2 separate regions of the Homo sapiens genome follow, and region 2 is linked to region 1. The links are chromatin contacts, found by Hi-C in ENCODE. All regions are on one chromosome and are shown on one strand. Each heading gives the region's core, a stretch centred on a gene start or an enhancer-like site at or near the end of the contact. The rest is flanking DNA. Distances are from core to core; before and after follow the strand shown.

Region 1 (2,947 bases), core at 336-2,835:
TGAGCTGAGATCACTCCACTGCACTCCAGCCTGGGCGACAGAGTGAGACTTCATCTCAAAAAAAAAAAAAAAAAAAAAAAAAATGTAGGTTTGGATGCCTTCCACCCAACTTCTTCCCCCACCTCCAGGAATTCAAGGAGTCACTCAACAGCCCCCTGAGGCTTGAGAAAAATGTTCCTTGGCCCTATGGGCACCATTCTGCTTGTTGCAACCCATGCTCCCGGAAGGGTCCCCAAGTCCGAGGGAGCCACACAGCTGCAGAAGCCGACAATCTGGATACAAGCACGCCCCCATGCAACCCACAACCCAGGGATGTCTAACTCCAGGCAAGCCCTTCTCAACTCACCAACTTGGGTCCCCAGGCCCCAAGGCTACTGACCCGAGTCGCACGGCCCTAGCCGTCCCCCCCCCCACTATCAAGACCAAGTCTGGATGTCTACCCACAAACAATCCTCCCCCACAAACCCGGGTCCTAGTGGCCAAGCTGCACCATCACCACCACAGTGCACCAGCCATCCACAAGAGCCCTAATAACTGGACTGAGGTTGGGCACGGTGGCTCACGCCTGTAATCCCAGTACTTTGGGAGGCCGAGGCGGGGGGATTACTTGAGGTCAGGAGTTCGAGACCAGCCTTGCCAACATGGTGAAACCCCGTCTCTACTAAAACACAAAATATTAGCCGGGCGTGGTGGCGTGCGCCTGTAGTCCCAGCTACTCGGGAGCCTGAGGCAGGGGAATCACGCCACTGCACTCCAGCCTGGGCGACAAGAGCGAAACTCTGTCTCAAAAAAACAAAACAAAACAAAAACCAAAAAATTAGCCGGGCGTGGTGGCGGGTGCCTGTAATCCCAGCTGCTCGGGAGGCTGACGCGGGAGCATGGCTTGAACCCGGCGGCTGGGGTGGGGCGCGGAGATTGCAGTGAACCGAGATTGCGCCACTGCACTCCAGCCTGGGCGACAGAGAGAGACTCTGTTTCAAAAATAAATAAATAAATAAATAAAATTTAATAAATAAACAAATAAACAACCCGACTGATGCCCAAGCCGCGTGCCTCCCACTAATGGGGAAGTTTGCTCCAACCGAGGATATCATGTCCTCCAAAGGCACATTTGCTGGCCCAGAGACCTCCGAGGCGCGATGGTGGGGAGGGGATGGCGGGATACTAGTGGCAGGATGCTGTCTGGGTACCCCAGGCAGAGCCCACTCAGCGGCCCCCGAAGTACCGGGGACGCACCTGCGAAGTAGCTCGGGAAGTCGGTCCCAGGCCTGCACTGGCCCCTCCAGGTCAACATACTGGGCCCAAAGTCCCGCCAGAAGCACGCGACAACGCCAACGCCCCCTCCCCACCAGAGGACCTCCGCCAAGACCTCTCTCCGGGGTGGACCACGCACGCCCAGACCCCACAGCCGAAACTCAAAACACCAAGGAACATGTGGCCACGACATGGACTGCCCATGCCAGCTTTCCCGACCTTCCTTCCAGTGGAAGGCCCGCGAAAGCGGGGACCACCTCCGGGCTAGCTCACCAGAACTGTGAAAGGACACTCACCACGCACCAGGCGACGATGCCGGAACGCGGAAGTACGCGAGCCGGACTGCCCCTGGGCACGGAACTACACTACCCAGACTGCCACGGGGCGCGCAACTACCCTACCGTGGATGCCCTGGAGCGAGGGACTACAACATCCAGAATGCTGCGAGGGGCGGGACCGCAGCATCCAGGAGAAATTGTGAAAAATCAGAAAGTAAAATCTAACTTTCGGGTCTATGAGAAGGGTGGTCAGGTGAGCAGTAAGTCTTCTTTAACTTTTTATACGGTCCTTCTAATTTTTTTTTTTTTTAAAAAGATGTTACATGTCCTCCATCCTGCAAATTCACACCTGTGATTGTACACCCCTGAACTTTATCTACTTACTTATTTTTTGAGAAGGGGTCTTGCTCTGTCGGCCAGGCTGCAGTACAATGGTGTGATCATAGCTCACTGCAGCCTCAAACCCCTGGCCAAGCAATCCTCTCACCTCAACTTTCTGAGTAGCTGGGAATACAGGTGCATAGCACCACACCGGGCTAATTTTTTGTTTTGTTTTTTAGAATCTGGGTCTCGCGGCCGGGCGCGGTGGCTCACGCCTGTAATCCCAGCACTTTGGGAGGCTGAGGCGGGCGGATCAGAGGTCAGGAGTTCGAGAGCAGCCTGGCCAATGTGGTAAAATCCCGTCTCTACTAAAAATACAAAAATTACCTGGGCGTCGTGATGGGCGCCTGTAGTCCCGGCTACTCAGGAGGGTGAGGCAGGAGAATCACTTTGAACTCGGGAGGTGGAGGTTGCAGTGAGCCAAGATCGCACCACTGTACTCCAGCCTGGACAACAGAGTGAGATTCCTTCTCAAGGGGGAAAAAAAAAAAAAAGAATCTGGGTCTCGCTATGTTGACCAGGCTGGTCTGGAACTCCTGGCCTCAAGCAATTTTCCCACTTCAGGCTCCCAAAGTGCTGGGATTACAGGCGTGAGCCGTCCTTGTGGCCCAGGCTGCCTTTCGAGTTTATTTAGGGCCCTCTAGCCAGAGGTGGTGAGATTGGCAGTAACTCAAATTCCAACTGCTGGGATAGGTGATTCTCCTCGGGCTAAGGCTGGTGTAAATACTCCCTCCATGCGTGAGAATCAGCTGTGTTTGATCCAGTTTTGCTTTCTGGTATAACAGGGCAGCACTGAGTTCAATGCAATGTCTCATCATTGCTGTGCTTGCCGTCTCCCAAGAACATAGATTCTCTCTCCGCACCACAGAGCCACTGCTGGGGGATGGGTCAGGGGCATTGGTGATTCAAGACTGTCTTTCCTACCTTTTCAGTGCCTCTTTCAGTCATATGAAGTAAAAACCAGGTACTGCGAGTGCTTACCTGATTTTTGGTTCTTGTGAAGGTGCTTTTGTGTGTAAATAGTTGTTAACTTG
Region 2 (3,115 bases), core at 236-2,735, 2.5 Mb before region 1:
AAAGAAAATATATACTTAGAAAACATAGATGATTAGAATTTTTAAAAACAAATGTTAGTCTTTTCCTCCAGTATCTATTAAAGTGTTTTTCAGTGTCAACAGTAAAATTTTATACCTTGATTCATATATACTGCACTAGTTTACTGTTGCCATTAATCTTTTTTCTTGCTAATCAAAACTTATCATTGCCATATAAAATAACCTGTTAGAAAGTATCAACCGTGTGTGTGTGAGTGTATGTGTGTTACTAAAAAGAGTGTCATAAAATACTGTGCTGAGAGGTTCCTAATTTGGTTCCTGATTTCAGAAGCATACCACATAAGATTTAAGCAAGCTCATCTCTAGGAGATGCATAATTTGTGGATAACGGTTTTCTTAGTTGGGATTGTGTGTACTTCAGGTATTATGTAATGCTGAACAGCTTACTTGCTTTTTCTTTTTTTCCCCCCAGAGATAAACTGAGGATCACAAATATTATTCTTTTATGTTAATAATGGTTTCCATTTTCTAGTATTTGTTACATTTTACGGCTTTATTCACAAAGCTGTTTATGTATTTTTGTGGCAGCTCTAAGTTAAAAGGCACACTTGTAACATTACAGTCCCAATTTTCCCTTTATCAACTTTATATTATAAAATTTTCCAACACATAGTCAATAAGCATGTCCATATTCTAGAAGTAGATATTCTTAACATTTTGCCATACTTCCCATTTCTAATTATTTTTTAAAAAGAACTTACAAACGGGCCGGGAGTGGTAGCTCACGCCTGTATACCCAGCACTTTGGGAGGCCAAGGCAGGCGGATCACTTGAGGTGAGGAGTTCGAGACCAGCCTGGCCAACATGGTGAAACCCCGTCTCTACTAAAAATACAAAAATTAGCTGGGCGTAGTGGCGGGCGCCTGTAGTCCCAGCTACTTGGGAGGCTGAGGCAGGAGAATCGCTTGAACCCGGGAGGCGGAGGTTGCAGTTAGCCGAGATCGCGCCACTGCACTCCAGCCTGGGCGACAGAGTAAGACTCCGTCTCAAAAAAAAAAAAAAAAACCAAAAAACCCAAAAACTTACAAACATAATACAATCCTAAATACTTACATAGACATCTCTTTATGAATAAGCAAGATTACCTACATAATCCCAATGCTGCCACAATTAATTAATAATTCTAATTTCCAGTCCGTATACAAATTTTCCCAATTGTTTTCAAACGTCTTCCGCGGCTCTTGCTTTCTGTAACCACACGCTGCATTTGCTGTTATGTCATCAAGTCTAACCCACAACCTCTGGGGCTCTGACAGAACCCGGGCTCCAGTTATCAGGACGGTCCATGTTATTACGCCATAAATCTTGGGGGAAAAACAAACAAAAAAACACTGACAGCTGGCGCCGTACTGCATGTGAAACGTAGTCTTGCATGTTATGGGTTACCGCGCAGCATGCTGGGAACGGATATGCGCGTTTTCGTCTGCGCATGTGCAGTCAACCCCACTTTCCGGCTTCTCCCTGTTAGTGTTTGCTGGTGCAGAGGGTTCGCAGCTCAGGTGAGAGCGCCGGGCCTCCACGCGGATTGCGGACCTGCAGGGAGGGATGTGCTAGTGTCCAGGGGGCGGGAACGCGACGTCCCGGGAACTCCCCCAAAGCAGGCCGTCGCTCCCTGTGCCTCGGCCGGCCCGGGACCTCAGCCTGAGAAGGGCCGGTGGGGGCGGGCTCCGGGGGCGTTAGGTGGGGCTGAGTCCTAGTTGGAAGATGCTCGGTGCGGGCCGAGGTATGGGCGCCAGAATGCAGCCAGGCGTCGGAAAACGCGGTGCTGGCTTCAGGAGGGGAATGCGCGTTTATTGTATTGACCATGAACCTGCCACAAAGCGCGTACAGCCCGTGGGTCTGCGGTGAGAGGCCGAGCCTAGGAGCTAGAAGGACCTCGTGAATTTTGGCTCTGTCACTTGAGCGTTTGAAAATGAGGATATTAGTAAAAACTGCTTTGTGTCGTTCAGAGGTAAGCCATCCCCTGTAAAGCATTTAGCTAAGCGCTAGTTACTAAGCAGCATGTAAATGTTGATTCCCGTTATATTTGGAAGACACTTTGTTCTTTTCATGTAGTATTTCGTTTAATTCTCACAACCACCCTATTTATATCATTAAAAATGAAGAAGGAGGAGTGAAAAGATAGAGCCAAGCTCACAAAGGATGAGAGAGCTAGGATGTCAATACATAAACACTTTACTCCCCGAATCAGGCTGTTTGTAATGGCCTACCTACCTAACCCAGCATTGCAGCCTTCACAGCACTGAGTGATTGTCCCCAAAACCCCAGGACAATGATTGTGAAGTCAGTGTGGACAGAATCTTACTATGTGGCAAGTGTATTTGTTGTGGGGTTTCTGGGATGTCTCCAGAGCCTCTGGGTTAGACTGAGGCCCCTGCCACCTCCTGTGCTGTCCCTCCTGTCTCTGTCTTTAGAAGTCAGTCTGATATTCTAGGGCAGTGAAGATGAGTCACATACGTAATTTTAAATGTTAAACTAGTAGCTACATGAAAATCTAAAACATGAAATTAATTTTAAGAACATACTGTGGTTTTCTCAGTGTATCCAAAATGTTATTTCAACATGTGGTCCTAGCCACATTTCCAGTGCTCAGTAGTTGATGTGATTGGAGGCTGTAGTCATGGATAGCAGGGTTCTAATTAATGCCAAGAGAATCAGGTTTAAGGCCTTAGGTCACTTCTTCACCAGGAGGATTTTGCTCCCTAGGGAACTTTGGAAATGTTGGAGACTTTTTTGGTGGGGGGAGAGGGGACTGAGTTTCTCTCTGTCGCCCAGGCTGGAGGGCAGTGGTGTGATCTTGGCTCACTGCAACCTCCACCTCCCAGGTTCAACTGATTCTCCTGCCCCAGCCTCCCAGCTTGTAATCTCAGCTGGAATTACAAGCATGCATGGCCATGCCCAGCTAATTTTTTGTATTTTTAGTAGAGGTGGGGTTTCACCATATTGGCCAGGCTTATCTTGAACTCCTGACCTCAGGTGATCCACCTGCCTTGGCCTCCCACAGTCCTGGGATTACAGGCGTGAGCCACCACGCCCGGCCTGGAGACGTTTCTGATTGTCACAACAGGGAGAAGGG

The links. Hi-C counts contacts between places; a loop is a spot of excess contacts on that map. Pooled maps may share reads with other maps.
Region 2: a map of CD4-positive, alpha-beta T cell shows a loop between it and region 1 (13-fold over the local background). The contact joins the promoter of ZNF510 here to the promoter of LINC02603 in region 1. A Hi-C loop is called at or near these places in 2 of 168 maps with a recorded cell type or tissue (CD4-positive, alpha-beta T cell and naive thymus-derived CD4-positive, alpha-beta T cell) and 7 of 50 pooled maps.

Annotation. Positions count from the first base shown.
Region 1 is chr9:94,257,949-94,260,895 of GRCh38, reverse strand. It overlaps LINC02603 (long intergenic non-protein coding RNA 2603), which reads left to right and starts at 1,585. Exons shown (of 3, transcript NR_160773.1): 1 at 1,585-1,785. It overlaps ZNF169 (zinc finger protein 169), which reads right to left and starts at 1,598. Exons shown (of 5, transcript NM_194320.4): 1 at 1,551-1,598. RefSeq lists enhancers at 141-786, 1,116-1,245, 787-1,433, 1,276-1,595, 1,434-2,079.
Region 2 is chr9:96,776,457-96,779,571 of GRCh38, reverse strand. It overlaps ZNF510 (zinc finger protein 510), which reads left to right and starts at 1,485. Exons shown (of 6, transcript NM_014930.3): 1 at 1,485-1,538. RefSeq lists a silencer at 1,625-1,724.